Linked DNA regions of Homo sapiens: region 2 is linked to region 1. The links are chromatin contacts, found by Hi-C or POLR2A ChIA-PET in ENCODE. All regions are on one chromosome and are shown on one strand. Each heading gives the region's core, a stretch centred on a gene start or an enhancer-like site at or near the end of the contact. The rest is flanking DNA. Distances are from core to core; before and after follow the strand shown. Region 1 overlaps SCAMP4 (secretory carrier membrane protein 4). Region 2 overlaps GNG7 (G protein subunit gamma 7).

Region 1 (5,071 bases), core at 2,432-4,931:
TTCAGGTCCTGCCCCCGGCCAGTCTGCCAAGAGGCACCCCCTTCCCCAGCCTCTCGCCTGCACTGATGCAGACAAAATCTCACCTGGCAGGCCCAACCCCCCCCCACCCCTCCCCCGCCGTGTGTGGCCCCTCGCCGCATCGTTGGGGTTTTGTTATGTGAAAATATCCTGGAAATAAATACATGTTTCTGCACTTAGAGCCAGGGACCTGCCGCGTTTGTGCTGTGAGCATGTGTGGTTCCCCCAGGCCGTCTTCTCCCTTGGGAGACCCCTCAGCATATGGCCTCTGGCAGGATGCCCCCCTGCAGCGCCTCCTCCCACCCAGGCCCCGGGTGCCCTGTAGCCAGGTGTGCCCAGGGCTGACCCTGCCATCCTGGCCAACGTGGTGAAACCCGGCCTCTACTAAAAATACAAAAATTAGCCGGGCGCGGTGGCGGGTGCCTGTAGTTCTAGCTACTCAGGAGGCTGAGGCAGGAGAATTGCTTGAACCCGGGAGGCGGAGGTTGCCGTGAACCCAGATCGCGCCACTGCACTCCCCACCGGCTCAAAAAAAAAGGAAACTTGCACAGATGGAAAGCCAGTGTCACTGGCCCTACGTAAAAAGCAAACATCGGCCAGACGCAGTGGCTCACGCCTGTAATCCCAGCACGTTGGGAGGCCGAGGTGGGCGGATCATCTGAGGTCAGGGGTTCAAGACCAGTCTGGCCAACATAGTGAAACTCTGTCTCTACTGAAAACACAAAAAATTAGCTGGGCGTGGTGGCACACGCCTGTAATCCCAGCTACTCGGGAGGCTGAGGCAGGAGAATCGCTTGAACCTGGGAGGCAGAGGTTGCACTAAGCCAAGATTGCACCATTGCACTCCAGCCTGGGTGACAGAGTGAGACTCTGGAGAGAAAAAAAGGGGGGTTGTGGGGTGTGGTGGCTCACACCTGTAATACCAGCACTTTGGGAGGCCGAGGCAGGCAGATCACCCAAGGTCAGGAGTTCAAAACCAGCCTGGCCCACATGGTGAAACCCTGTCTCTACTAGAAATACAAAAATTAGCCAGGTGTGGTGGCAGGTGCCTGTAATCCCAGCTACTTGGGAGGCTGAGGCAGAAGAATCAGTTGAACCTGGGAGGCAGAGGTTGCTGTGAGCCAAGATAACGCCACTGCACTGCCACCTGGGTGACAGAGCAAGATTCTGTCTCAAAAAACAAACCCAGCCGGGCGCGGTGGCTCACGCCTGTAATCCCAGCACTTTGGGAGGCCGAGGCGGGCGGATCACGAGGTCAGGAGATCGAGACCATGCTGGCTAACACGGTGAAACCCCATCTCCACTAAAAATACAAAAAATTCTCCGGGCATGCTGGCGGGCGCCTGTATTCCCAGCTACTCGGGAGGCTGAGGCAGGAGAATGGCATCAACCTGGGCGGGGAGCTTGCAGTGAGCGGAGATCGCTCCATTGCACTCCAGTGTGGGCGACAGAGCGAGACTCTGTCTCAAAAAAAAAAAAAAAAACCAAAAAACAACAAAAGAATAAACTTACTACATGTTAATATTTTTTTTCAAATACTTTGTTTTTTGAGACCGAGTCTCACTCCGTCGCCCACACTGGAGTGCAATGGCGCGATCTCCGCTCACTGCAAGCTCCGCCTCCCGGGTTCACGCCATTCCCCTGCCTCAGCCTCCCGAGTAGCTGGGACTACAGGCGCCCGCCACCACGCCCGGCTAATTTTTTGTATTTTTAATAGAGACGGGGTTTCACTGTGTTAGCCAGGATGGTCTCGATCTCCTGACCTCGTGACCCACCCGCCTCGGCCTCCCAAAGTGCTGGGATTACAGGTGTGAGCCACGGTGCCCGGCCTCAAATACATTTTTTAAACAGGAGGATGGGTGGCATACTTTTTTAAATGTGTGCAAAACTCTTGAACATCTGGCTTCATAGAGGACAAGAGGGATGGCTCAGCAGCTCTGTCGCAAAAGGGTGTTTTACCACAACAAAGATTGAGGGCAAATGGTCTATCTAGGATGTGAGCCCAGGAAGTACCGAAGGGGTGTGGGGATGGGGAGTGGCCCATAGGGAGGCATGAACAGGGAGGTTACAGCTCCAGGCTGCTGGAGCTCAGTCCCTCTGAGGATCTGGCTCAGGTTGTCGTCCGGAGGTGAGGGAGCTGGGGTATTTATCCTCCAACTCCCCTGCAAATGGTATGGGGGCTGGGGAGGCTTAGCTCCGCCCTCAGGTAGAGAGTCATAGATGCTGGTCTGTGTGTGTTGTGCTTGTGTTGCGTGTGTATCGTATGTGTGTGTGTGTATGTGCATCTGTGTGTCTATGAGTGTCTGTGCTTTATTACAGATTGAATTAGGTCCTCCCCAATACCCATATGTTCACACCCTAAGCCCCAGGACCTCAGAATGTGACTTTGCTTGGAAATAAGGTCATTGAGGATGAAATTATATAGTTAAGATGACTTCATTCTGGAGTAGGGTGGGCACTGATCCAGTGTGACTGGTGTCCTTTACATAAAACAGGAAATTTGAGCTGGGCCCAGTGGCTCTCACCTGTAATCCCAGCAATTTGGGAGGCAGAGGCAGGAGGATTGCTTGAGCCCAGGAGTTCAAGACCAGCCTTGGCAACATAGTGAGACCCTATATCTACAAAAAAAATTAAAATTAGCCAGGTATGGTGGCATGCGCCTGTAGTCCCAGCTACTCAGGAGGCCGAGGTGGGAGGATTGCTTGAGACCAAGAGTTTGAAACCAGTCTGGGCAACATAGCAAGATCTCATTTCCACAAAAAATACAAAAAGTGTCAGGGCATGGTGGCACATGCGTGCATTCCCAGCTACTCAGGAGGCTGAGGTGGGAGGATTGCTTGAGTCCAGGAGATTGAGGCTGCAGTGAGCTGTTAACGGCGCCACTGCACTCCAGCCTGGGTGCCAGAGAGAGACCCTATCTCAAAAAAAAAAAAAAAAAAAAAAAGCCAGGTGCAGTGGCTCACGTCTGTAATCCCGGCACTTTGGCACACCGAGGCGGGTGGATTATCTGAGGTCAGGAGTTCAAGACCAGCCTGGCCAACATGGTGAAACTCCGTCTCTACTAAAAATACAAAAAATTAGCCAGGCGTGGTGATGCACACCTGTAATCCCAGCTACTTGGGAGGCTGAGGTGGGAGAATCGCTTGAACCGGGAGGTGTAGGTTGCAGTGAGCCAAGATCACACCACTGCACTTCAGCCTGGGTGACAGAGCAAGACAAAAAAAAAAGGGAAATTTGGGACACAGACACACACAGGACGAACACCATGGTGAAGCTTTCGCAAGCCAAGAACGCCGGTCACCGCCAAGAGAGGCCTGGGACAGAGTCCACTCGGGCTCAGAAGGATCCAGCGTCGCTCACACCTTCGTCTGGGACTCGCAGCCCCAGAACCGAGAGAGAATAAACAGGTGTTTGCGCCGCCGGGTCTGCGGTACCTGTCAAGGCAGCCCTAGCAAACCGATGCGTGTTTGCATGTGTGAATGCGTGTGTGCGTTTACATGTTCAGGAGTGACAGGTGCTGCAGGGTACTGACGGGGACCGCAGCCTCTGCTGTGCGTCCTAAATATCACGCCCCTCTTTCTGCAAACTGTCGCCCCAGTCACTGCCCCGTCTTCCCTTCGGAGGTCGACCCCGCCGCCCTCCGCTCGGCCGCCAGAGGGCGACCTCGGACTCCAGTCGGACGGGCTCTGCCCTGGCTCCCGGGCTTCAGGTTCTAATAGAAACTCTCGCAGGGGTGGGTCACGCCTGTAATCTCAGCCCTTTGGGAGGCTGAGGCAGGAGAATCTGCCGGGAGGCAGAGGTTGCAGTGAGCTGAGAGCGCACCATTGCACTCCAGCCTGGGCGACAAGAGTGAAACTCCTTCTCAAAAAAAAAAAAAAAAAAAGAAAAGAAAAGAAAAAAAATGGGGAGTGTCCGCCTCTGGACAAGGTGCAGCCGGCATGATGTGGCTCCTGAGTGGCCACGTCCCCTTCAGGGTCACAGGGGCGATCCAGGGAATGAGGAAAGGAAGACGGAACTGCAGGCATGGCGGGGGACCTGGCGGGCAGCTGGGGGCATCGTGTGCCCCCCCCCATGGCTACTGCCCCTGGTGGTGAGTCCCCGGGGTGGGCATCACTAAAAGAGTGACTGTGATGGCTTCATTGGGCTGGGCCCTCCAGGCTCCCCCTCCACCCCTGCCACTGAGCTCCACGCCCGGACCCAGGCCTGGGGGCACTGCAGGGACGGATCCTCAACCCTCTGGCTTCAGCTTCCATCCCAGCGGGGTCCAGCTGGGGACTTGCACCAGGGGGCAGGGGGCTGGGAGAGTGAGGGAGGAAGAGTGAGGGAGGGGAAGTGAGGCCGATTGTCGGTCCCTGGCCTCCTCCCTCTAGAGGACAGCCTGTCCATGGGGGTCCCTCTCTGCAGCCCATCCCCCACCTGTAAGGCGCCCACTGTTGCCAACCCCAGGGGCTGTGTCATTCCGCGTTGCTGCCCCTCACCCTGCCTACGCCTCCACAAACCCCACTGCTAAATCCTTCTTCCACATGAGGGAGCCATCGCCTTCCAACAGCAATTTAGGAGGGTGAATGTGATGTTTGGGATGTCTCACGATTTCCCAGCATGAACGCACAATCTCAAGCTGTGTGTGTGTGTGTGTGTGTGTGTGTGTGTGTGAGAGAGAGAGAGAGAGAGACAGACAGAGAGACTCACTCTGTCGCCCACACTGGAGTGCAGTGGCACAATCTCGGCTCACTGCAACCTCCACCTCCCAGGTTCAAGCGATCCTCTTGCCTCAGCCTCCCAAGTAGCTGGGATTACAGGTGCACGCCACCAACCACACCCAGCTAATTTTTATATTTTTAGTAGAAACTAGTTTTTGCCATGTTGGCCAGGTTGGTATCGAACTCCTGGCTTCAAGTGATCCACCCGCCTCAGCCTCCCAAAGTGCTGGGACTACAGGCGTGAGCCACCCAGTTGAGTCATTTTTTTCTTTTCTTTTTTTTTTTTTGAGACGGAGTTTTGTTCTTGTTGCCCAGGCTGGAGTGCAGTGGCGTGATCTCGGCTCACTACAACC
Region 2 (4,783 bases), core at 881-3,380, 750 kb after region 1:
GATTCCTATCCTGTCTGACACACAAGGAAACAGAAAGGTTCCATGTTTTCTTCAAAATTCACACAGAAAGAAAGTCACATGGTGGCTAAGTAGGCATTCTAAATCCAATGCCTCACCATGCCTACATTCCAGAAAACTCTAGAAGGCTCTGGGAGTTTCTAGAAGGTTCCAGAAGATTCCAGAACCCTCCATGATTCGCCACCTTTCACTTTTTACATATCCTATTCCCCCAGGTCCCACTTCCTCAAAGCAGGACAGAATTTTCAACCCCTTGCATTCCCATCTGCATCTTCACCTTACTCATTGTATTAACTCCAGGCACCAGGTAGCACCTTCCTAAATTACCTGGGCTTGGCAAGACCTAAATCAAAGACATGACCTGCTCAGTAGTCCCAGATGTGAAGAAACTCAAAATCCAATGCCAGAATCCCTTAAAACAGAACCAGTCAGTGTCCACAGCTCTATTAGGCTTGACCCACAGTGGAGAAAGATGAGAAACCCACAGGGAGAAAAACAGGACCGTCTTCTTACAGTCTAAGACTGTCAGCCAGGCACGGCAGCTCACGCCTGTAACCCCAGCATCTTGGGAGACCGAGGAGGGAGGATCGCTTAAGCCCAGGAGTTCGAGCAGCCTGGGCATCATAGTAAGACCTTGTCTCTTTTTTTTTTTTTTTTTTTTTGAGACAGAGTCTCGCTCTGTTGCCCAGGCTGGAGTGCAGTTGTGCGATCTCGGCTCACCACAACCTCCACCTCCCAGGTTCAAGTGATTCTCTCTGCCTTAGCCTCCCCGAGTAACTGGGATAACAGGCACCCGCCACCATGCCTGGCCAATTTTAGTATTTTTAGTAGAGATGTGGTTTCACCATCTTGGCCAGGCTGGTCTCAAACTCCTGACCTCAGGTGATCCACCCGCCTCGGTCTCCCAAAGTGCTGGGATTACAGGCATGAGCCACCTTGCCCAGCCACCTGTCTCTATTTTTTAAAAAATTAAAACATTTTAAAATTAAAAATTAAAAGCTCTGAAAAGTGACCACATAGACTAACAGTGGGTTTTTTAGTAAAATACACTTAACACAAAATTTACAATTTTTTTTTTTTTTTTTTTTTGAGATGGAGTTTCCCTCTTGTTGCCCAGGCTGGAATGCAATGGTGAGATCTCAGCCCACTGCAACCTCCGCCTCCTGGGTTCAAGAGATTCTCCTGCCTCAGCCTCCTAAGTAGCTAGGATTACAGGCATGCATCACCACGCCTGGCTAATTTTGTATTTTAGTAGAGGCGGGGTTTCTCCATGTTGGTCAGGCTGGTCTTGAACTCCCGACTTCATTCGTTTCTTTTTTGAGACAGGGTCTTGCTCTGTTGCTCAGGCTGGAGTGCGGTGGTGTGATCACAGCTCACTGCAACCTTCGTCTCCCGAGCTCGCATGAGGGTCCCCATGTCCTACCTCCCCGTGAGCCCTTGTGATTGTTTGTTGTTCTGGTTTTTTAATTCTAGCCATCTTACTGGGCGTGAAGTGGTATCTCACCATGGCTCTGATTTGCATTTCCCTGAGGACTGACGCGGAGCATGTTTTGAAGTGAAACCGACAGTTTTTGTTTCTTTGATCCTCCTGTGTAACCCTCCCAAGTAGCTGGGACTACAGGTGTGCCCCAGCAGGCCTGGCTAATTTTTATTTTTATTTTTTTTGTAGCAACCAACTTTTTTTATTTTATTGTTTTTGAGACGGAGTCTTGCTCTGTTGCCCAGGCTGGAATGCAGTGGCACGATCTCGGCTCACTGCAACCTCCACCTCCCAGGTTCAAGCGATTCTCCTGCCTCAGCCTCCCGAGTAGCTGGGACTACAGGCGCCCGCCACCACGCCCGGCTAATTTTTTGTCCTTTTAGTAGAGATGGGGTTTCACCATATTAGTCAGGATGGCTTCGATCTCCTGACCTCATGATCCGCCCGCCTCGGCCTCCCAAAGTGCTGGGATTGCAGGCGTGAGCAACCTCACCCAGCCGGTCTCCAACTCTTGGACTCAAGTGATCCTCCCACCTCGGCCTCCCAAAGCGCTGGGATCACTAGCATTAGCCACATCACCGGGCCAGATCCTTCTTGCGCAGTGTTTGTGTGGACATACGCTTTCACTTCCCTTAGGTGTACGTCTAGGAGTCAACTCACAGGGTCATATGGAAACACTGTATGTAACCACTTCAGGAACTGCCAGGCTGTTTCCAGAGCAGCTGTACCACATGATGTTCCCAGCAGCGACGCATGAGGATCCCCGTGTCTCTACCTCCCCGTGAGCCCTTGTGATTGTTTGTTGTTTTGGTTTTTTTAATTCTAGCCATCCTACTGGGTGTGAAGTGGTATCTCACCATGGCTTTGATTTGCATTTCCCTGAGGACTGATGCGGAGCATGTTTTCAAGTGAAACTGATAGTTTCTGTTTCTTTGTTTTTGTTTGAGATGGAGTCTTGCTCTGTTGCCCAGGCTGGAGTGCAGTGGCGCAATCTCAGCTCACTGCAACCTCCGCCTCCCAGGTTCAAGGGATTCTCCTGCCTCAGCCTCCCAAGTAGCTGGGATTACAGGCGCGCGCCACCACGCCCGGCTAATTTTGTATTTTTAGCAGAGACTGGGTTTCACTATGTTGGCCAGGCTGGTCTTGAACTCCTCACCTCAGGTGATCCACCCACCTTGGCCTCCCAAAGTGCTGTGATTACAGGCGTGAGCCACCGCGCCCGGCCTGAAGCTGATAGTTTTTAACATGAGGGGTCCTGGTATAATCAACTCCACAGCTAGAAGGAAGCCGGAGTTTTACCTGGAAAAATGTGCAAGGAAACGTGGCTGGTTCCATCACGGAGATGAAAGAGTTTGTGCAAAATGCAGACAGAGCCATCTCATAAAAGAGCTACAGGGCGAGCTGGGCACGGAGGCTCACACCTGTCATCCCAGCATTTCGGGAGGCCAAGGCGGGCGGATCACGAGGTCAGGAGTTCGAGACCAGCCTGGCCAACATAGCGAAACCCCGTCTCTACTAGAAATACAAAAATTGGCCAGGCGTGGTGGCACGCACCTGTAGTCCCAGCTACTCAGGAGGCTGAGGCAGGAGAATCACTTGAACCCGGGAGACGGAGGTTGCAGAGATCACACCACTGCACTCCAGCCTGGGCAACAGGGCGAGACTCCATCTCAAAAAAAAAAAAAAAAAAAAAAAAAGAAGAGCTACAGGGAGGCAGGGGTCATCCCTGCCCCTGCTCCCACCCCATCCGGTGAAGTCTCCCACTCCACGCCATGAGCCTTGGTTTCCTCATCTGAAGACAGAGCCTCAGAAGAGCTGCCAGGGGTTGCTCTGGGGGTAACTGCAATGCTGGGGTGAGGGGCAATCGGAAACCTGCAGCTGCAACTGTAGGAGTGAGGGAGGCATTCAAATAACAGTCTACTGCATTCTAGAAGATTCCATCCTGGGCTCACTGAATAAGGACTCCCGGCAGGACACGGTGGCTCACGCCTGTAATCCCAGCACTTTGGGAGTCCGAGGCGGGCAGATCACGAGGTCAGGAGATCGAGACCAGCCTGGCCAACGTGGTGAAACCCCATCTCTTTAAATTTTGTAAAAATACAAAAATTAGCTGGGCGTGCTGGCGCATGCCTGTAATCCCAGCTACTCGGGACGCTGAGGCACGAGAATCGCTTGAACCCGGGAGGCAGAGGTTGCAGTGAGCCGAGATTGTGCCACTGCACTCCAGCCTGGGCGACAGAGAAAGACTCCGTCTCAAAAAAAAAAAATAGAGATGGGTTCTCACTATGTTGCCCTAGGCCAGCCTGGGTGGGAGGCCAGGCTGGTCTCGAACTCCTGACCTCAGGTGATGTGCCTGCCTCGGCTCCCAAAATGCTGGGATTACAGGTGTGAGCCACCACTCCCGGCCAAGACCCGCATCTCTAATTTTTTTAAAAAGACTATTTTCCCCGGAATACCTGCTAGATACTCTCCACGCCTTCTGTGTGGTCTTCTTACCTGCTCTTGAGGTAGGAGCCTCTTCTACAGATAAAGCCAACAAACAAAAACGATGCTCAGGCCAAAGAAGAAGATGCAGGCTCTGATAAAGACTGGCAGTGGGGAGGCGGGTGGGAGCCCGGAAACTTCAAGGTGTCACTGAAGCACAAGGTGACATCAGACAGGGAGAAGAAACAGGGGAGCTGGAGCAGGCGGAGATGGTGAAAGCCTGAACCGAGGGCATTCCAGGTGAGGAGAAAAACAAGAGAGAGACCCTGGAGGAGGAGGGAGGGAAATTAACTGAGCTGTGAAAAACCTGCCTGGGGCTGACCGGCTCTTGCACAGGGACGGGCCAGCTCGGGCAGGGACGGGCTTGCTGCCGGGAGGTACCCGTGCAGAAACAAGAAAGGAGCTCCTGCAGGGGCTGGCTAGGGAGCTGGTGGACAGCATCGGCCAGAGGAGCTCAAATCCGCCCTCAGCCCCAGGGGGCCGAGCTGCAAAAGCGACGTCAAATGGACAAAAATCCCACCGGGCACAGAAGTGCGACCAGCAAGTCTATGGGTTTAAAAATAAATGATGGGGCCGGGCGCGGTGGCTCACGCCTGTAATCGCAGCACTTGGAGAGGCTGAAGCCAGGTGGCTCACTTGAGGTCAGGAGTTCGAGACCAGCCTGGCCATTTTTTTTTTTTTTTTTTTGAGATGGAGTCTCACTCTGTCGCCCAGGCTGGAGTGCAATGGTGCGATCTCGGCTCACTGCAAGCTCCTCCTCCTGGGTTCAAGCAATTCTCCTGCCTCAGCCTCGCGAGTAGC

What was found. Hi-C counts contacts between places; a loop is a spot of excess contacts on that map. ChIA-PET counts read pairs that join two places held with the same protein, here RNA polymerase II (POLR2A). Pooled maps may share reads with other maps.
Region 2: a loop to region 1 is called in a pooled map, with 4 times the contacts of the local background. The contact joins two enhancer-like sites. A Hi-C loop is called at or near these places in 1 of 50 pooled maps. POLR2A ChIA-PET finds 5 or more read pairs at or near these places in 2 of 52 experiments (activated T-cell and naive thymus-derived CD8-positive, alpha-beta T cell).

The regions. Positions count from the first base shown.
Region 1 is chr19:1,925,815-1,930,885 of GRCh38, forward strand. SCAMP4 (secretory carrier membrane protein 4) reads left to right here. Exons shown (of 7, transcript NM_079834.4): 7 at 1-199. Among named protein-coding and RNA genes, the nearest start is that of CSNK1G2, 13 kb to the right of the region's middle. RefSeq lists enhancers at 2,947-3,829, 3,928-4,017 and a silencer at 3,536-3,830. Within about 2 kb of position 3,682, at least 2 of the 41 ENCODE cell types and tissues checked have a DNase peak (open chromatin) inside an H3K27ac peak, as active enhancers do.
Region 2 is chr19:2,679,486-2,684,268 of GRCh38, forward strand. The region is part of intron 1 of GNG7 (G protein subunit gamma 7); the gene reads right to left. Among named protein-coding and RNA genes, the nearest start is that of GNG7, 21 kb to the right of the region's middle. Within about 2 kb of position 2,131, at least 5 of the 41 ENCODE cell types and tissues checked have a DNase peak (open chromatin) inside an H3K27ac peak, as active enhancers do.